Regions from separate parts of the Homo sapiens genome. Here region 2 is linked to region 1. Evidence: read pairs that join two places in POLR2A ChIA-PET (ENCODE). Cell type or tissue: OCI-LY7. All regions are shown on one strand. Each heading gives the region's core, and the rest is flanking DNA. Links, peaks and the distances in the headings are about the cores only. Region 1 holds the start of LOC105376622 (a long non-coding RNA gene). Region 2 has its middle 51 kb from the start of LMO2.

What was found. ChIA-PET counts read pairs that join two places held together with the same protein. Peaks named below come from ENCODE experiments on the same cell type or tissue, not always from the same donor. Only the 100,000 strongest peaks of a DNase experiment are listed, where the experiment ranks them.
Region 2: POLR2A ChIA-PET joins it to region 1 with 10 read pairs; 2 of 35 experiments call an interaction of 5 or more read pairs at or near these places.

Annotation. Positions count from the first base shown.
Region 1 is chr11:34,425,350-34,436,111 of GRCh38, reverse strand. It overlaps LOC105376622 (a long non-coding RNA gene), which reads right to left and starts at 3,823. Exons shown (of 3, transcript XR_931180.3): 1 at 3,665-3,823; 2 at 2,995-3,100. It also overlaps the pseudogene CIR1P3. In OCI-LY7, for the core only: no CTCF peak of the experiment used is centred there; no DNase peak of the experiment used is centred there.
Region 2 is chr11:33,938,166-33,948,927 of GRCh38, reverse strand. No RefSeq gene overlaps it. Among named protein-coding and RNA genes, the nearest start is that of LMO2, 51 kb to the right of the region's middle. RefSeq lists cis regulatory regions at 3,670-4,293, 6,786-7,383 and an enhancer at 2,618-6,189. In OCI-LY7, for the core only: no CTCF peak of the experiment used is centred there; no DNase peak of the experiment used is centred there.

The DNA.
Region 1 (10,762 bases), core at 1,738-9,737:
GTTCACTGTGGAACAGGCTTGAGCAAGCCAAAGAAGAAGGTGGGATTTGCTTTAAAAAGTAGCAGTGGTGTTATATGCAGTAGCAGCACATACCTTCTGCTCTGCCTATTTGGCTGCACCATATCTTTCCCGCTTTAATATGAATAATTGCCTACTTGGGAGGAGGCAACCCAGATGTCCTCTGGTGTCTGGTGATGGCCATAGCATGAGCTATGCTAAGGAGAAGAACATGGATGTGCCTTTTCCCGCCTCGGCCTTACGTGCCACGCTACTGATCTGGTGTTTGCAAAAAAAGGAAACATAGGCCAGGCCTGGTGGCTCATGCCTGTAATCCCAGCACTTTGGGAGGCCAAGACAGGTGGATCTCTTGAGGTCAGGAGTTCAAGACCAGCCTGGTCAACATGGCAAAACCCTGTCTCTGCTAAAAATACAAAAATTAGCTGGGCGTGGTGGCTCTTGCCTGTAGTCCCAGCTGCACGTGAGGCTGAGGCAGGAGAATCGCTTGAACCCAGGTGGCAGAGGTTGCAGTGAGCCGGGGTCATGCCACTGCACTCCAGCCCGGGTGACAGAGCAAGACTCCGTCTCAAAAACAAAACAAAACAAAAAACAGAAGAAACATAGAAATAATAATTGGGAATTTGTTTTTACCTTCACTTTTTTTTCTTTTTTTTTTGAGACGAAGTCTCGCTCTGTCACCCAGGCTGGAGTGCAGCGGCAAGATCTCGGCTCACTGCAAGCTCTGCCTCTTGGGTTCATGCCATTCTCCTGCCTCAGCCTCCCGAGTAGCTGGGACTACAGGCGCCCGCCACCACACCCAGCTAATTTTTTTGTGTTTTTAGTAGAGACGGGGTTTCACCGTGTTAGCCAGGATGGTCTCGATCTCCTGACCTCGTGATCCACCCACCTCGGCCTCCCAAAGTGCTGGGATTACAGACGTGAGCCACCTCGCCCGGCCCTTAACTTATTTTTTATACTTACTAATGGAGGCTTGGAAAATGCAGGATAAAATATCAAACAATCATTCAAAGATTACGATAAACAGGTAACATTTTTACCAATATTTTCTCTCTTATATGTTTGTAAAGGAGTGTGTGTGTGTGTGTGAGAGAGAGTTTTACAATGGATCCTATAGAATACATAATCTTATATCCTGCTTTTTCCACCTAACATTATCAGATAAAACTTTTTCCAAGTCATTAAATCTTTTTCCAAAATGTGATATTTTTCTCCTATGCCTACACAATTTGCAATCAAAGGACTATTCCTTTATTTACATACTCCTTTACTGAGAACATTTAAATTGTTTTCTTCTATAACAGTACAGTGACATCCTTCCTCTACATTTGTATTTATTTCCTTAGGACCTGTTTTCAGAGGTCATTTTTGGTTCAAGTCATTTGAACTTTTTAAGGTTCTTGTGACATGTTGTTGATTGTTTTCTGCAATGCTCGAGCTAGTTTATACTGTCACAGGCACTGAGAGTGTGGATTGGAAGTGCAATTTTCAAGACAGGTGAATATCTGGATTCTGGATGTTCATCAATTGCATATTTCATCACATTCTTCTGAGAGAGAAGGCCTCTCATGTTATGTTCAGCCATAACCACTAACCCATGGGAGTCATCCAATATACTGGATGTCTGCTGTGTCCTGGGCCCCCTGCCTATTGGGCTCTGGGAGTACAACAGCAAAGGACGTGGACATAGACAAATAATCAGACAATAACACGGGGAAAAAGTGCTGAGAGAAGGGAAGGCCAGCTGTTATTAGGATTACCTAAGAAGGTCGCCTAACCTGAACCTGCTAAGTCATGGAGGCTTTGAGTAAAGCTGAGAAACTGAATAGGTGTCAGGCGTGGTGTCAGGAGTAAGCATTATATGATCCACCCTGCTACCGCAGAAATCCAGATTGTTAACCACTTTTCCCTAAAAGTCTGACTTCATTCATGGTGATATGGAGATGGCTTGAGTAGGACTCAGTAGCAAGCAAATATTTACAACAGGTGTTGAGCCTTTTTCAAGTTTGTGCAGGTCCACTGGCCTCTGAACTTGACTTTGACTAGCTTAAGCTCCTGCGGCTCACCCACATTCCCTCCTTGCCTCTGGGCTCCTGCAAGGCCTGGGTCAACCAGTCATGTTTAACTACTGGGATTCACATGCTTGGATTGAAGTTATTTTTCCAGTGCTGCTCTCTCAGAGGTATTTTGCTTGCCTCCCTTGTTTATGCTTTAAATGTTGCACCTGGGCTTGACCTTGGGTTTAAGTCTGTTTGCAGAAACCAGACATGGGTTCTTGTACTCTGACAATAAAAATAAAAAGTCAAACCTCATAGACAATCAACACATTCATTATGGACTGAGAGCACACACAATTATGCATCTGTGGAGAAATGAATAGTTATGAAGTATACATGTTTGGGTGGAACCATTGGTCATAGCTAGGAATGGTCAACTAGGGGGAACGGAACAGGTAGCTCTCTTCTCCCTTTCTTTACCATAAACCCAGATCATTACCTAGTAGGGCTCAAGAGAAAAAATAGCATGGTACATGGTTAACAGCCCCAGCGCTAGCATCAGAGCACTTGGGGTCAAATCCCACCATGGCCATTTACAAACTGTGTGAACTTGGGCAAGTCACTTAATTTTTCTAAGCTACCATGTTGCTTTTGTAAAATGGAGATAGTAACACCTTCTATATTAGGTATCACCCAAGCTTCTATAACAAAAAGAGCCTCCCAAAAAACCAACAAAATAGCATAGACAAGATCAAAGCTTATTTCTCTCACAATAAAGCATTTCAGACCTAAATGGTACAGGGCTGGTTAGGCAACTCTGCCATCCTCAATACATAGCTTCCATCTCTGAGTCCAATGTAGCTGCTCACTTGATCATAACTGCATGCCAGCCAGTGGGAAGGGGGACAAAGGAGCAAAGGGAGCCCATGTCCTTTCCTTTTTAGGGCACAATTTGGAAATAGCACACTTTATTTCTACTCACATTCCATTGGCCAGAATTTCGTCACATGGCTATGCCTAGCTATACAGGAAACCGGGAAATGTAGTCACTGGCTGGGTGGCCATGGGCTTGACAAAACTCAGGCATTCTATTATAAAAGAAAAGGGAAGTGAATATCGGTGGCTGATCAGCAGCACCGGCCACACTGACCTCCAAGGGTAGTTGGAGGTTTAGGGAAGATTATATGAACCATATGAGTTAGTTATCTGTATTATCTGATTATTAGTATTTCTATTTATTCTGGAGTGCCATGTAGCTCTTGTATGAGTTGCAACGCTGTTCAGAAAATACAGCAAACTTTGTTGTAGGATATACTATTATACTCATCCTTGCGGGATGTGCTGTAGTTCAGAGACTGCCTCTGGACACTGAAGTTTGGCTCCAAGGTCACATTATGATGAACAAAGGCCAACCACTGCCCTAAACCAAACCTTCCTATCCCACAAAACCATCCTTTCAAAACATATTTTGTTTAATTGACAAACACTTAATATTGCTCTTACTATGTCTAGGCTCTACACTGAGGGATTTTCCAATATTAACCCATCTAATCCTTATAACAATCCTATAAGAGGGAATGGACTCTTACTACCTTCACTTTACATCTGAGGGCACTAAGGTACAGAAAGGTTAAGTAACCTCCCGAAGTTACCCAGATAGTTTGCAATGGGGCCAGGATTCGAACGAGACAGTGTGGCTCTGGAGATCACATCTCCACTCCTACGTTGTTCTGCCTGTGACAAAGTGGGCAGGAATAAAGGAAGATCTTGAGTGAGTGTTCTACATTCTTAGAATTTAACTCCAGCATTGCACTACCCTCTGCCCACCTGAAGACGCGGTGTTACGGGAAGCACCCTGAGTAAAGCAATTGTGAAATCCATGTTTTGTACCCACATAGTTGAGAAGAACCACAAGAAAATGACATTCTTCTCAGTCTTTAAAAGACAAAAAATGGGAAGTTGTTATGGATTTGTAATATAAGAGCATGACAGGCCTAGAGAGCCACATGGGATTGAGGAACAGCCAAAGGCAGGAATGAGAGTGCTGGAGAAGAGGCAGCTTGCAGAGCAGCAAGGATGAAGGAGGAGGAGGAAGATCTCTAGCTGCCTCTCCTTCCTGACAGCAAAGGGCAGGCAGAGACTTAGCTAAACAAGTTCATTCAAAGAATCATTTTCCACCAAGCAAGAGGACCTGTTGCCCTGTATCATCTTATATGCAGCTCCTGTTCCAGGATACGTGGACATAAACAGATTCAGTTCTGAGACACTGTGACATGAAGCAAAATTCTCCTTCTTGTGTCAGATGTGGAAAGCAATTGCTCCAGGCAACCTGAAAATGAAGATCTATTTACTTCTTTTTTTTTAACTGAGAAAATAAAGAGAAACGTTATTTTATTTCCTTGTTTGTCCTCTATATAAATTCTGAAACAAATAAATCATGTCTAGTGCCTACCTGCCTCATCAGTGGGAACTGAACTTGCATTGATTCCAGAAAGACCAAACAAAGGACAGTCTCAATCTGCAGTGACATGATCCCATTTGTGACATTTAATGCAGTTCATATTTCTAACCTGAATATCAAAGGGCTAATTTTTTTTGTTTATGTGATCTTTGGCATATTTTTCTCATGGAGCTTCTTTCTGCCATTTAAATTTGTCTTCATTCTCTCCTGTTTTCTTTTTTCTCTGTTTCCTTTTTTAGCTCCTGGTGGGGCCTCACAAATGAAATTAAGGCCATTCTTTACACATTCATCTCCCATAAGCAATCTATTTTCATATGATTATTGTTCTTTAAGATACTGCTGCCTTCATTCTTCTTGTTTCTTCTTATCATATATTTTCTGTTCTGCCATTCATACTTTTTTTTTTTTTGAGATAAAAGTCTCACTCTCTCGCCCAAGCTGGAGTGCAGTGGCGCCATCTCCGCTCACTGCAACCTCCGTTCTCGGGTTCAAGTGATTCTCCTGTCTAGCCTCCTCAGTAGCTGGGACCACAGACACACGGCTAATTTTTGTATTTTTATAAGAGAGGAGGTTTCGTCATGTTGGCCAGGCTGGTCTCGAACTCCTGGCCTCAAGTGATCCGCCGGCCTCAGCCTCCCAAACTGCTGGGATTACAGGCATGAGCCACCACACCCGGCCCATTCATACTTTTTTGATACTGGATTTGGAGGCAAGATGAACATCCTTCTTGCACATGACATTGTCAGAGGATTTCCCCATCCTTGAGCCAGAGCTGGGGAAAGCAGTGGCTAGCTCTGTAAGCAACATAAACGAACTACTTAGCAAGCACTAGCTTAATTCTCTGAAACTTTGTACTGGGATTTTTCCCAATCCCATCCCACCCAATATTCTAAATGTCAATGAATAACAATCACCGTTGCCTTTCTCTTGTCTGGCTGGCCCCTGAGGTGTGAAACAACTTACTCGATGGGCAAATTATAGATGATACAATATTAGGATTTGTATCATCTTTCTCTTAATGCCCTTTTAAACTCTGCATCCTCAAAAGAAGCCAGAAGCCACGTGGCTCAGCTTGGGGGCCTGTAGTTTACCATGTTGTCTTCTCAGGAAGACCTTTCTTGACCACTTCTTTTAATCTTATAGCTTCCTCTGGCACTTCCTGTCATGCCTTCCCTGCTTTGTGTTTTCTCTGTGATCCTTCTCCCTTTTAACATACTATATAACCGATTTCATTTGTTTATTGGGTATTTCTCCTACTAGAATAGAAGTCCATGAGGATTGGTGGGTTTTGTTTCTGGTTTTGAATTTTCTGCTTATTCTTAGCACCTGCAACAGTTTTCTGGCACCCAGGATATTTGACTAAATGAATGAACAAGCAAGTGAATTAATAGATGAGGTAATACCGGGATAAACCATGTTACAAATAACCAGAGTAAGTGACAATTTGCCTTGAGGGATTTGAGGGAGAATTTGATCAGATGCCTGGCTCAAATACAGATACCCTCCCATTTCATTTTTAAATATATTTTCCTTTAGGACTTGAGTACTTTCCCATATTCTCAAAAAGAGTCCTCTTTTAAAAAATAGATATATTGCCGGGTGCAGTGGCTCATGCCTGTAATCCCAGCACTTTGGGAGGCTGAGGTGGGCAGATCACCTGAGGTCAGGAGTTCGAGACCAGCCTGATCAACATGGAGAAACCTCATCTCTACTAAAAGTACGAAATTAGCCAGGCATGGTGACATGCACCTGTAATCCCTGCTACTCGGGAGGCTGAGGCAGGAGAATCTCTTGAACCAGGGAGGTGGAGGTTTCAGTGAGCCAAGATCATGCCATTGCACTCCAGCCTGGGCAACAAGAGTGAAACTCTGTCTCAAAAAAAAAAAAATAGATATATTACCCCCATTATGAACCTTCTGACATGGTACACCAGGAAGGACTCAACATCGCTTCTGTGGCATTCCTATCAAAAATGCATACTCTGAATCTAATCATGAGGAAACATGAGACAAACTCCAACTGAGGAACAGTCTACAACTGGCCTTTTCAAAATATCAAGATCATGGAAGTTAAGGACTAAAGAACTGTTCCAGTTTAAAAAAGACTAAGGAGACATGCCAACTAAGTATGAAGAGTGTTCCTGGACTGGGTCTTGGAACAGACGGAAAAGACTTCAGAAACATTATGGAGACAATTTATGAAATTTAATATGGGCCATAAACTTAATATGAATAAGAATATTGTATCAATGTTAAATTTCCTTGTTTTGATCATTAGACTGCAGTTATGTAATCTCTTACATCAGAGATTTCTTTTGTGTCTTAGAAAATACACATTGAAGTATTTAGTGGTAAAGAGGCATGATGTCTGCAACTTACTCTCAAATGGGCCAGAAAAAAATATACATCATATATATCCATATACACATGTAAGTAAAGAGAGCAAGCACTTGACAAAATAAATAGAGCAAAATCTGGGTAAAGGGTAAACTGGAGTTACTTATACTATTTTTGTAACTTTCTGCAACTTAGTATTATATCAAAGTAAAAATTTACAAATAAGTATACGTATATTCCTAGGGTGAGTCATACATGAGCATCTCAGGTAATACCTTCATTACAAGTTATTCAGTAGCTGAGAGCAAGAACTGGACACTCTCACTTTTGTTACTTCTTCACCCCAACCTGAGGACCCCCACATGAAGATGAGGAAGAAGTGGAAGACATTAAATTCAAACTTCACCTACATCACCGTTTTGCCTTGGACCCAGTGACTTTTACAGAAACAAATTGAGACACAGAGAAGTTACATAGATTAAAAGATAGAAATACGGGTTAGGGCCAGGCAAGGTGGCTCACACCTGTAATCCTAGCACTTTGGGAGGCCGAGGCAGGTGGATTGCCTGAGCTCAGGAGTTCGAGACCAGCCTGGGCAACATGGCAAAATCCTGCCTCTACTGAAAATACAAAATATTAGCCAGGCATGGTGTTGCATGCCTGTAATCCCAGCTACTCAGGAGGCTGAGGCAGGAGAATCTCTTGAACCTGGGAGGCGGAGGTTGCAGTGAGCCAAGATCATGCCACTGCACTCCAGCTTGGGTAACAGAGCAAGACTCCTGTCTTAAAAAGAAAGAAAGAAATACAGCTTGGGGTGGCAACTCACACCTGTAAGTCCAGACCTCTGGAAGGTTGGAGCAGGAGGATCTCTTGAGTCCAGGAGTTCGAGACCAGCCTGGGCAACATAGTGAGACCTTATCTTTACAAAAAAAATTAAAAATTAGCTGGGCATGGTGGTTCACACCTATAGTGCCAGCTACTCAGGAGGTTGAGGTGGGAGGATCAGTTGAGCCCAGGAGGTAGAGGTTGATCAGTCCACTGATGATAGCTCACTGCACTCCAACCTGGGCAAGACAGCAAGACCCTGTCTCAATAAATAAATAAGTAAGTTAAAAAGTAGGAATATATAAACAGTTAACCAGACAGGCTACACAGAGAAATGACCAAACTATTTTCTTAACCCTTATACATTATGAGATTTAATGTGTTAATACTTATAAAACCCTGAAGTCATCTGACAAAATGTACCCTAAGCTTGCCTTTTATTATCCTGAGATAAGGAATTACTTGACAATGAACATCGTTTCTGACTTTTTTATGACAGTATAATTGGTTGACATTAGTTTAATAAATATCAGTCACAATTTTCAAAATAGGCCCTGATTTTATGGCTGCCTTTGGTGATGTTTGGAACATGCCATCTCTTGCGCTATTAAGTTTACAGATTATTCTGTGTATTGTTCTGTTAGCAAGAACCCTAGCAACACAAGTCTTGATGTCTGAAGTTAACTAAGTGCAAGAAAGCACCTTATCTTATAACAACTTGCATTCCTCAAACATCTGAGCTTCTGTTGAGTGTCCTCAGTAATCATCAACCCTAAAGTAACCCTTGAGCAAGGGAAAGTAGGGTGTTGGAAAGGAGCTGGGGCAGCTGAAGCCCACGACAAAAAAAAAAAAAAAAAAAAAAAAAAAAAAAAGATGCCAAAAGTGCCAGTCATCAAAACTCTTGAGTGCTGTAATGAACGCTCCAGGGAGCATTGTAGTTGGGAGAATGATTCAGCAGTGGCTGACTCTAGGCTACATGGACAGATTCAACGAAGTTTATGGTCAAAAGCATTGCACTGGCTGGAGGCAGAGGAGGTGTGTGGTTTGTAACAGAAAAAGGCATTTGTCCTCCTTACATCATATTACCCTGTGTTATTACTCTCTGCCCCTCTCAAATATATCAACACGAAAGCTCTGTGACCTAAAGATGAAAAGAAATCATTTGCAAAGGTCAAACATTTTTGTGTTATGAAACACAAAAGTCTATGAAATCCACCACATACATTGTGAAACCAAAGTCAAGGTTCTATTTATTCTGTGCCAGTTCAGTGTAGGAAGAAAAAGAAGTGATGAGGCATATTTTTAAAGACAAAAAACTTAAAAAAAATGGACAAAATTATGACTGCAGACATGTGGAGAGTCCTATCTACACCCTGTCAGATGGTCCAAACACTCCACTCCCAACCATTTAGCCAAACTTTGCATCTGTTTATGGCTACATCTAGGAAATCAAAAGCAGATGACAACATCATCACTGCAGCCAATGTTTGTAGCAAATATTCCTTCTCTCCAAAGGCTTAGAAATTTGTGAACGTGGAGCCAGGAAGACGGAATCATAATTAAATGCAGATGTGCTATCATGTTATGCTATTATGCACCTAAAAGAAACAATGACCTGGAGTGCAAAACCAGTGTCTCCCTGAGAGAGCCCCAGATGGCACAGTCGGGCTAAGGACAGATTTCACTGTGGGGACCTGGCTGTGAAGGAAGGCCTAGAAGGAAACTAAAGAGATAAACATTGAGATTAGAGAGTCTACCTTCGTCAATTTAAAAAAAGAAGAAACAAAGATATTAGAGAAAACTCATATTGATCAAGACTAGATCTCAGTTCTGAAATTCGGAGGAAAGTACTGTTTGTCCAGAATAAAAGGAGGGAATTTGCAAAATCCAAAGAATAGTGGATAAGGCATGGATTAAAATAGCTTCAGGCCAGGCACAGTGGCTCACTCCTGTAATCCCAACACTTTGGGAGGCAGAAGCTAGAGGATCGCTTGAGCCCAGGAGTTTGAGACCAGCCTGGGCAACATAGTGAGACCCTGTCTCTAAAAAAAAAAATTAAAAATTAGCTGAGCATCATTGCACACGCCTGTAGTCCCAGTTACTCCAGAGGCTAAGGTGGGAGGATTGCTTGAGCCTAGGAGGTTGAGGCTGCCGTGAGCTGTGATTGTGCCACTACACTCCAGCCTGGGTGACAGAGTGAGACCCTGTCTCAAAAACAACAAATAAACAAAAAATAGCAGCTTCAGTAGAAGCACATTTATCCAGAGGTGGAGGGAAGGAGGCCTGGCTACAAGAAACCTTCATGCTCAACTGGCAAATTCAGCTCTGATTGTAAAGCATAAAAGGAAGTATTTTTAGAGCAATACTTACTCAGGAAACAGTAAAACTGAACATTGTGTTTCATCATAACTGGCTCTAACTTGCTGTGGCTGATTAGGACCATAAATTTTGAGTGATTCAGGTATGCCAGACCCTCAAAGAATCTAACTGAAAACTGTTTATTGACCAATGAACCACAGGACTTGTTTTAACCAACATACAGGCCTGTGGACTCTTTCCTCTCTATCCACAGTGCTAGTTTTCAATCCTTAATTTGTGGCCGTTAACAACCGCTGATTTGTACCCCCTCAGTGAAACTACTCAATCGACTTTTTTCTATAAAATATATTCCATTGTCTGGCAAGTTTTAAAAAAACACTTGATTTTTTTTAAGCACTGAGGACCTTTATATATATTTTTTTTTCAATATTTTATATATATTTTCAATAGCTTTAGGGGTACAAGTGGTTTTTGGTTTCATGGATAAATTGTATAGTGGTGAAGTCTGAATTTTCAGTGCACCCATCACCCAAGTAGTGTTCTTTGTACCCAATAAGCAGTTTGCCATCCCTCATTTCACTTCCACCCTCCCCCTTCTGAGTCTCAAATGTTCGTTATACCACTCTGTATGTCCTTGCATACACATAGCTTAGCTCCCACTTACAAGTGAGAAAACATGTGGTATTTGGTTTTCCACTCTTGAGTTACTTCACTTAGAATAATGGCCTCCAGTTTCATCCAATTTCCTGCAGAAGACCTTCTTTTGTTCTTTTTTATGACTGAGTAGCATTCCATGGTGTATGTAGACC
Region 2 (10,762 bases), core at 1,497-9,496, 490 kb after region 1:
CTCTTCAAATAAACCTGACAGTTTATTGTAATCTATTTGCTTATTTGCTTATAGGTGATCTCCAATCCACCTGCCACTCTGCTACTTCCCACAGTCTAGTTAGTGTAAGTTTCTGGAGGGTGGGGACCAGGTTTGTTTGTCCTGCTTAGTGCTGTATGCCCTGAGAACCATGCCTAACTCAGAATATCAATCGCAAGTATCTGTTGAATTTGTTGAACAAATGAATGAATGAATGAATGAATGAATGAATGAGATAAAGTGCAGAGCACGATGGGCTGGGTAATGGGGGGCACTGAATACCATAAATGGGTACAAATGGGCAAGGGGTTTTAAGAATTTGTTAGGACCCAGGCACAGCCACATCCCACACTAAATATATATATATACACACACATATATGTATGTGTATATATATATATATGTATATACTTTCCCTTTAGAAAAAGTAGACAAGATTTTGATAATTGTCATCTTTAAAATTATTTATTACACAAATACTGCATGTTCTCACTTATAAGTGGCAGCTAAATAATGAGAACACATGGACACGAAGAGGGGAACAACAGACACTGGAGCCTACGTGAGGGTGGAAAGTGGGAGAAGAGAGAGATCAGAAAAAAAAAAATCTATTGGGTGTAGGTCTAGTACCTGGGTGATAAAATAATCTGTACAACAAACCCCCATGACATGAGCTTACCTATATAACAAACCTGCACATGTACCCCTGAACCTAAAATAAAGGTTAAAAAATTACTTGCTTACAAATACATTTATTTTACAATTGGCTGGAATGATGCAACAGTCACCATGCACATTCAGAAATTATTTCAAAGTGATTTAAAAAACCCTAAAATTGCCGGGTGCAGTGGCTCCCTCCTGTAATCCCACCACTTTGGGAGGCCGAGGTGGGCGGATCATGAGGTCAGGGGTTCGAGACCAGCCTGACCAACATGGTGAAACCCCGTCTCAATTAAAAATACAAAAATTAGCTGGGCATGATGGCATGTGCCTGTAATCCCAGCTACTCAGGAGGCTGAGGCAGGGCCTCCGGAGGCGGAGGTTGCAGTGAGCCGAGAACGTGCCACTGCACTCCAGCCTGGGCAACAGAGGGAGACTGTCTCAAAAAAAAAAAAAAAAAAACCCTAAAATTATTTTCTACTGAGATGAAATTACAAAGTTTAACAAATTAATTTTTTAAGGCATTGTTGGAATATTTATTAATTTCAATTCTTCTTTTCATATTTTGGTATCAGTTAAAACATATTTTTCAGGCCTAAACTTTATCCTGGGACTTAATCTGAAAGAGCCTGTAAGCCCTGAGCTTTGTGCCTAAAGCCTCTGGTGACTGAAGGGGCCTGGGGAGGGAGGACCTGTGTTTGGGGAAGATCCTGACTGGTGGTCAGGAGGGTCTGCAGCTATGGGAACCCCTCAGGTGATATCACCTCCACCCAGAGGGAGGAAGCTGGGGGTCTGGCAGTGGGTACTGGCAGCTGGAATGAAGGGAGGGAGGTGAATGCAGGAAAGAGTCCAAAGACAGGGACACTTCCAATCCAGGAGATAAAGGAACTCTAGGAGAACAAAAGGATGGTTGGTTTCAAATCCCAGGGGGGTGGGTTTGGGGGAAGAGGATAGGTGGGGTTTGGGATATATTAATCAGAAGGGCTGGGGTGTCATTTTCCTTATCTGTAAAGGGGACATATGAGGGCTCTCTGGAGAAACAGAACTAATAGAAGATCTATCTATCTATCTATCTATCTATCTATCTATCTATCTATCTATCTATCTATGTAATGAATGAGATAAAGGCCTGAAAAGAATAAATACAGGTATATATTGAGGCCTGAACAGAATATATATAGATATCTATGCATATTGAAGGCAGACAGGCAAGCGTTCCCTGTTGCTCTCAGGATGGTCCATCTTTTTGTTCTCTTCCGGCCTTCGACTGATTGGATGAGGCACACTCGCACTGGGGAGGGCAATTTGCTTTCCTCAGTCTACCAACTTAAATGTTAATCTCACCTAGAAACACCCTCACAGACACACTCGGAGTAATGTTAGACCAAATATCTGAGTACCCTGTGGCCCAGTCAAGTCGACACATAAAATTTACTCTCGGCCAGGCATGGTGGCTCACGCCTGTAACCCCAGCACTTTGGGAGGCCTAGGCGGGCAGATCATGAGGTCAGGAGATCAAGACCATCCTGGCTAACACGGTAAAACCCCATCTCTACTAAAAATACAAAAAATTAGCCGGGCGTAGTGGCGGGCGCCTGTAGTCCCAGCTACTTGGGAGGCTGAGGCAGGAGAATGGCGTGAACCCGGGAGGCGGAGCTTGCAGTGAGCCGAGATCCCGCCACTGCACTCCAGCCTGGGCGACAGAGCGAGACTCCGTCTCAAAAAAAAAAAAAAAAATTAAGTCTCATGGGTGTTGGGGGTGGGAGAGTAATACCACCTATCATGTAGCATTATGAGAATTAACTATGGGTATTAAATACTTAGCACAGCATCTGGTACATAATGAGGGCTCAACAGTTGGTCACCGTGGTTATTAATTTTATTAAAACAGAAATTTCTGGAAGGTGATTCCCCTACTAAGATATGAAAGCATATTTACAGCAGTGCAGTGCCTTTTCTGTGTAAACACAGAATAAATATTTGTTGGATTGTTGAGTTTACAGAAAGTCTTGTCAAAAGTTGAAAAGCTCACATATTCCTTCCTGGGATACTGACATTGCTCAGATTATTTATTTGTGTGGGCCACGAGCAAGCCCAGTTCTCACAAGGCCCTAAAAAAAGCACAAGATAATCATTACTTTGGGCCCTCTAGTGCAAACTTCAACTCAGGAAAGCACCAGGCCCAGGGAAAAATGTGGCAAAGTTGTTGAACTCCATGTTTGATTACAGGCCTCTCACAGCTGATAAGATGCAGAGCTTATTCCAGGACTATAGGACTCAAAGAGCAAGATTTTACCCACTATACTTCCTTCCTATGACATAAACTTAGTTTTGTCAGTTCTCTCACCCATCCAACTAGGAGAACAATATCCATCTTTTCCACTCCTTTGAGGGCATTCCCAGGACAAAAAAATTATGCACATGAAGCATTATATAAACTCTGGAGAGCTACATAGTTAAGAGATTCCATTCAGGGTATTATTCTAATCAAGGGCAACGTGGTCAACACATGCATACATTCCTGCATTCACATAACTTTATTAAGCACCTACTATGTGCTGAGGACCATGCTAGGCCCCTAGGCAGTGTGGGGTGGGGGCTGGGGAGTAAACGTGACACCCACTCTCTCCTTGGGTGCTTTCTCAGCAACGCCTTCCCTGCTTCCCACAGTCCTGGATGGGATTCTTAGCAAATCACTCCTTCAGAACTTTGCTCCCTTTCTTTGTAACATTTGATTTGGTTTGTTGTTCTGTACCTATTTTAGTAATTCTTTAATTAATGTATGTCTCTACCACTTAGATCTTAAGCTCAGCCAGGGCAGGAATCTGCAATCTGCCTGGTTTTGCTCACCGTGATAGCCCCATGCCTACCACAGTGCCTGGCACACAGTAGGAACTCAGACACAAGTTGTTGAATGAATATATGGATGGATGGATGGATGGATGGATGGATGGATGGATGGATGGATGAATGAATGAACGAACGAATGCTTTCTAAGTGCCCAGGATATAAAAAGCTAGACAAAGTAACTTAAGGCTCAAATATGCGTGATAGTCATGACTGTTCAATATGACTTCGGACCAAGGAATTTGGACTGAAATGCTCATTAGAGAGCAACTAAAAGCCAAAGTCAGCTATTCCCTTTGAACTAGGTATGACAAAGTTGGGACTGGATATTATCTTCTGAAGCAGCTAACTGTTACATGAAGACAAGGGAGTGGGAGGTCTCCTGGGCCCAAATCAAATGCATCAAAGACCATAGTGTCCCTTCCCCAGATCCCAGATGTTCACACAACATGGCCAGAGAGATTAGTACTGGTCTTCCTGTGGCTCCCTGATGCTGCTATCCAGCTGTTATCTGGCCCAACCTGCTGCCAGGCCTTGGGGAGGCTGAGCCACAGCCCTGCCTCAGAGGGGCCCTGTCATCTTTCCATTAAAGCTACCTCCATTACTTCTAGTGACGGAAATGTTCTACCAGCTACAGGGCATTGGGGTGTGCTTAGTCTCCAGAACCACCTCTCATTAATCAGCCACCTCCAACCATTTTGGTGCCATAGGGGCAGAGATTCACCTCCGTAACAAAATATATGAAACTTGGATGGTGTTTCCTGTTAAACGAATGAGTCTTCTGATTTCTTTGATCTCACCCTCCTACCAGACAGAAATTGATAAATGGGGACATGTTCCAATGAGAGTGACCAGCCTCATGGACTGGACTCACAAGCATTCTGGATGGAGACATCTCGGAAGGAATATACCAACTCTTTTGTAATATTTGATGAGTTTCCACACAGAAGCAGTGTTAGACCTAAATTTCCTATGGTTCTGGAGAGCACAGCAAAAACTAAATGATGGCTCCAGAGCAACAGCATTTAATTCAAATAAAAGAAGAAATCTCTATCAACCAGAATGATCTGAAAACGAAATGGACTACCTAGTTGAGTAGTGAGTCTCCTGTCCAAGCCTTACCTGGGTATGAGTTGTATATTTCATTCTATTACACATATAATAAGGGACGTTTCGTAGGTAGGCTATTCCTGAGGAAGGTCTGGACACTGAGAAGTAGGGAAAAGGGATACTCTAATACAAATAAAAATTAAACATCATTAGTAGCTCCCTATGTGGGTAATGAGCACTTCCATGTACCAGCACAACAATCCTGTGCAGTGAGTCCTATAATTACCACCATGATACAGGCAAGGAGACTGAGATGGAGACAGGTGTGTAACTTGTCCAAGGTTGCACAGCGAGGAGGTGCAGAGCTGGGACTCAAATCCTAGCAGCCAAACTACCACCCATTATGCCAGAGTACCCGCTCCATTCCTACTTCCTCTCTACCTCCCCAGTCCCTTCTATTATAGTATAAAACGACTAGAGCTTGAAAAAGAGATTTCTGGACAGGCACGGTGGCTCACGCCTGTAAATCCCAGCACTTTGGCATTTTGGGAGGCCAAGACAAGAGGATTGCTTGAGCCCAAGAGTTCGAGACCAGCTGGGCGACATAGTGAAAACTTGTGTCTACAAAATAATAATAATAATAAAAATGCCGGGCACGGTGGCTCACACCTGTAATCCCAGCTCTCTGGGAGGCCGAGGCAGGTGGATCACTTGAGGTCAGGAGTTCGAGACCAGGCTGGCCAACATGGTGAAACCTTGTCTTTACTGAAAATACAAAAATTAGCTGGGCGTAGTGGCGCACACCTGTCATCCCAGCTACTCAGGAGGCAGAGGCACAAGAATCGCTTGAACCCAGGAGGCGGAGGTTGCAGTGAGCCAAGATCCTGCCACTGCATTCCAGCCTGGGTAACAGAGCGAGAACTTGTCTCAAAAAAAAAAAAAATTCTACCAAGAAAATTCATCAGAATGGGCCCCAAACTCAGAATAGTAACTAACAATTAAAAAAGACCTAAATCAGGGGAAATGACCATGCTTGAGTACAATTTGCAAATCACCTTGAAAGAGAGAGTATGTCTTCCAGAAAATCGAGAGCCAATTTTAAAACACCCACATCCTCTGGGCCTCTCCCTCCTCCCCAAAGTTTCTTCTGGCCTTGCTCAGGCAAAAATCCCTTTGCCTTCATTTGCATTGTTCTTGGGAGGGGGAGAGTGAGCCAGCTCTGAAGTCACTCCTCTGAGAAGAGAGCCAGAATCACACCACAGTCAGTGTGACCAGCGTGACCTCCGTGGGAATTTGGCTGAAGCATCCAAAATGAGTCAAATGAATTAATCAACTCTTCCCCTAGAGAATGCGGACACTTGATCCTTCACAAGAAAATGAGGATGCCCCACCCAGTGGCAAGAAATGAGGGCACTGGTTACCAAAAGGAAAATAGAAAAATGGGAAGAACAGTGTTTTAAAGTGCATCTACCTTGTTTGACCCTGAGCTTGGGTGGCAGACCCAGGTGGGTCTGCCAGGCCACCATCATTTGTCAAACTACATTCACCCTGGACATTCAGGAAGGCCCTAAAACTGAAACAGCATCTCCCAACAGCATCTGGAGGACCACAAAGAATTTCTGTGGGGCTACATCATTTTCCCCAGTGTTTCTCTATGCCTTGCAAAGCAGTTGATTATGAGGATCCTAGGCTCTTTTTTTTTTTTTTTTTTTTTTTAAGGGATGGGGGTCTCACTCTGTCTCCAAGGCTGGAGTGCAGTAATGCAATCATAGCTCACTGCAGCCTCAAAATCCTGGGCTCAGGGGACCTTCCTGCCTCAGTCTTCCAAGTAGCTGGACTACAGGTATGTACCACCATGCCTAGCTATTTAAAAAAATTTTTGGAGAGATGGGGTCTCACTATATTGCCCAGGCTGATCTTGAACTCCTGGCCTTAAGGTATCCTCCCACCTCAGCCTCCCAAAATGCTGGGATTGCAGGTGTGAGCCACCGCCCTCTGCCAAGGATCTGAGGTTCGTGAATATCCCAGAGCCCTGATACAATCTAGAGGTCACATTGTATTAACTTTTTCTAACTCCTTCTTCCTTTGAGCCACCTCATGAAGTGCCTACTTACTTGGGGTTTCCATTCTAGGCTGCAGGGGTCCTACCCATTCCCACATCATCACCTTTCCACCAAGGAATCTGAGGGTGACCTGGATAGTCATGATTTTTATTTAGCAAGACAGTGAAAATAATTTTCATCTCAATGAAATTTTAAGACCAAGCAGATTGTGCATAGCCCTCCTTGGCCTCCTGGGACCCCAGGCCACTGTGGCCCCACTAGCAGGGAGGAGAGGATGACTTTGCAATGTAAGGGCTATTCGTCATTAGAACAACAAGGCCAGCAGCAGCATGGCTCTGGCCTTATCGGAGCAGGAGGCCTCGCTGGATTCTATTAATTGCCGAATGCTGTTGGGTTTGGCAGATACAGGAAGCAGTTTACATGGCTACACAGTGCCCTGGCTCACAGTGTCTCTGAAATGGTATTATTGTAGTGGGATAATTGTGATTAGGGACAGTTCCCCGAGGAAGACCAGGCCTTTGATGATTGAGTCACTTCCTCTCTACTCTACTTCAGTGTGATAGCGTGGCTCGCCCCACAGACACACACACCCTTTGCTGGCCAGAGAGCCCTGAGTCCCACAGCAGGGTTCCCAAACCAAGAGCCAAGAGCTGCATCAGAGCCAGGATCATTGGAGAAATGGAAGCAGGCTAGAGACCACCCCCCACCATTTTTTTTCTTTTTTAGGTCATGATGACAAGCAACCTGGTTAATGATTTCAGTTGTAAATGTGTCCCTAACTCCTACGACAGCATGTGCTTTGGAGCTGGAGGAACCAGGCTCTATGTTTACTGGCTGTGTGACTTTGAGAAGTCCATTCTTTGAGCCTCAGTTTCCCCATTTGTAAAGTGAGGATGATAAGAGAATCTACCTCAAATGATCATTGTGGGGGTTAAATGGGATTACTTTAACGTTTGTAAGCACCTGATAAATGGTAACTATATTATTATTATTGCCATTGTTGTTATTGCCACTAAGTACTGCCCCCAACCCCAAGCAATAATTTCCTGAAGGCTGGATCGGGGTGCCTCTGCTTGGTGGAAATGCAGCCACCTCAGAGATGAAGGCTGAGGAGGGATGAAGCTGGCCTGATGAGAAGGCCTGGAGTAGAGCCACATCCCAGTCTCAGCTGCCTTAGGGGCCATTCCCCAGGCCTGAGCTCCCCGGGAATCAGAACCCACGTCTCTCTCTGTGCACTTGGCAGGCAGTCTCTAATCCTGCTGGGTGCTGCCGTATCACCCACTCTGCCCAAGGGCTTTTTGTTTGTTTATTTGTTTGTTTGTTGAGACAGTTTCACTCTGTCACCCAGGCTGGAGTACAGTGGTGCGATCTTGGCTCACTGCAACCTCCACGTCCGGGGTTCAAGCGATTCTTGTGCCTCAGCCTCCCTAGTAGCTGGGATTACAGGTGTGTGCTACCATGCCCGGCTAATTTTTGTATTATTAGTAGAGACAGGGTTTCACCATGTTGGCTGGGCTGGTCTCCAACTCCTGATCTCAAGTGACCCGCCCACCTTGGCCTCTCAAAGTGCTGGGATTATAGGTGTTAGCCACTACACCCGGACTGCCCAAGGGTTTTTATCCAGGACAGCCCCTCATGAGCTTCACTGAATCATGCATATTTCAGCCTCAGTCAGGCTTCTGGGAGGAAAACACCCATCTGTGCTCCTGGGTGGGAATAGCATTTGCCTAGACAAAGGACTCTGCCCTATTACTGGAACCCTTGAGTGGGCCCTGCAACTGCCTTGAGGTGTGAATGGGGCTGGGCTGAAGCAGGGTGGGGTTGGCCTGCCTTGGACCCTGCCTTGCAGAGGTTGGAACCAAAGCAGTGTGGCTGGCAGCATGTGTGAGCTCAGAGTCAGAAGTCTTGGGCTCATACCTGCCACTTACTAGTTGTGTGCTCTTAGGAAAGTCACTTTTCCTCTCAGAGCCTCAGTTTCTTCATCTGGTAAATGGCGATAAAAATACCTCTCTCAGAGCACTGTGGTCAGGATGAAATTAGATCTGTATGCAAAACACTTAGTGTAGTCACTAGCACGTAGAAAATGCTCAATGCTCAATATATGGTAGCAAAAGGAGGTAAGTTTGCCAAAGAGAGCACGAAACCCCACTGACAGGCTCTCAGCCCCAGACAGGGCAGATCTCGCACTGCCCCAGAAATGCTTCTGGGACCCAATGTGTTTCAGGAACTGTCTGCCAGAACCAGAGTCCCCAGACATTGGGAATATTCAGCAAGCTCTGTAAGGGCAGAGACCATGTTGATTTTGTCCTACATCCAGTACCAGTGTATCAGTTTCTTATGGCTGCTATAACAAATCACCACAACCTTAGGAGCTTAAGACTGTGCAAGTTGGCTGGGCACAGTGGCTCACGCCTGTAATCCCAGCACTTTGGGAGGCCGAGGCAGGTGGATCACCTGAGGTCAGGAGTTCGAGACCAGCCTGACCAACATGGTGAAACTCTGTCTCTACAAAAAACACAAAAATTAGCTGGGCATGGTAGCGGGTGCCTGTAATCCCAGCTACTTGGGAGGCTGAGGCAAGAGAATCACTTGAACCCCAGAGGCAGAGGTTGCAGTGGGCAGAGATTGCGCCATTGCTCTCCAGCCTGGGCAACAAGAGTGAAACTAAGTCTCAAACAAACAAACAAACAAACAAACAAAAACCCAGTGCAAATGTATTATGTTAAGTTCTGCAGGTCAGAGCCTAAAATGGGTGTCATGGGGCTAAAATCAAGGTGTTGATGGGCTGCATTTATCTGGAGTCTCTGGGAGAGAATCTGGAGGTTATCTGAACTCCTTGGGTCCTTGCTATTGTATAACATAGCATATCCACAGGTTCTGCGGATTGGAATATGAACGTTTTGGGGGAGCCATTATTTTGCCCCTTCCTCCAGCTTCAAAGTCAGCAGTATATATCTTCCAACTGGACTCTGATTCTTGTTTATAAGGACGCTTGTGATTGTATTGGGCCCACCTGGATGATCCAGGATGCTCTCCCCATCTCAAGGCCAGCGGATTAGCAACCTGGTTCTATGTGTAAACTTACTTCTCCCTCACTGTTGTATAACATAACATATCCACAGGTTCTGGGGATTGGGATTGGAATTTTGAGGGAACCATTATTTTGCCTGCCACACCTAGTATGAAGGAAAGTAGAGAAAATGCCAGATCAGAACACCGACTGTGCACTTATTTCGGACTGAGCATCCTGCCAAGGAAGGCCAGTGGATCTCACAGTCTACGCCAGGACACAAAGCATTCACTTGTGAGGATAGTCATGAGCACATTACAAGCTGTTACGACTTAGAGAGTGCTGACAGTTACAAAAGTCCTTAGGATGCAAAGAATCTCTGGTCAGTGCTCAACAAATTATTATATTTATTCAGCAAATATTCTGAGCATCAGTTAGGTGCAAAGTGCCAAGGAGGCAGAGATGAGTAAGATTACTATCCCTGCTCTCGAGGAACTTGTAGGCTCAGGAAAACCTCCTGGAAGAGGTAAGGATGGAGCCAGGATTGAATACAGGAGAAGGTTCAGGTGAGGGGAGAGCATGATGGTTGTGTGAGGTAGTACACATGGTGGTTTCGAGGGGAGAATCTGCAGCCAGGACTGCCTGGGTCTGGAGTCTGGCTGTGCGGTACACTGTGTGACCTTTGGCGAGTTTCTTAACTCCCTTATGCCTCAGTTGTCTCATTGAAAAGTGGTAATAATAATAGTAGTATTGTCACAGGGTCATTTTGAGGATTACAGGATTTAATATACGTGAAGTGCTTAGAGCAGTGCCTGGCACATTGCAAGCACCATGTAAGTGTTAACTAATATGATTATCTCCCTTTTATCCTTTTCTTAGTCTTACAATAGCAAGGAAGGAGTGAGGGATATTTCAGCAGGTCCTGGAAAGGAGACAGTTATGACAACTCATGGTCTCTGGTAAGAATGTTGGGGGTAGAATTTTCTGTTTTGAAATCTCCCAGCCAGGTGCCGTGGCTCATGCCTGTAATCAAGCACTTTGGGAGACCGAGGTAGATGGATCACTTGAGCCCAGGAGTTCGAGAGCAGCTTGGGCAACATGGTGAAGCCCCATC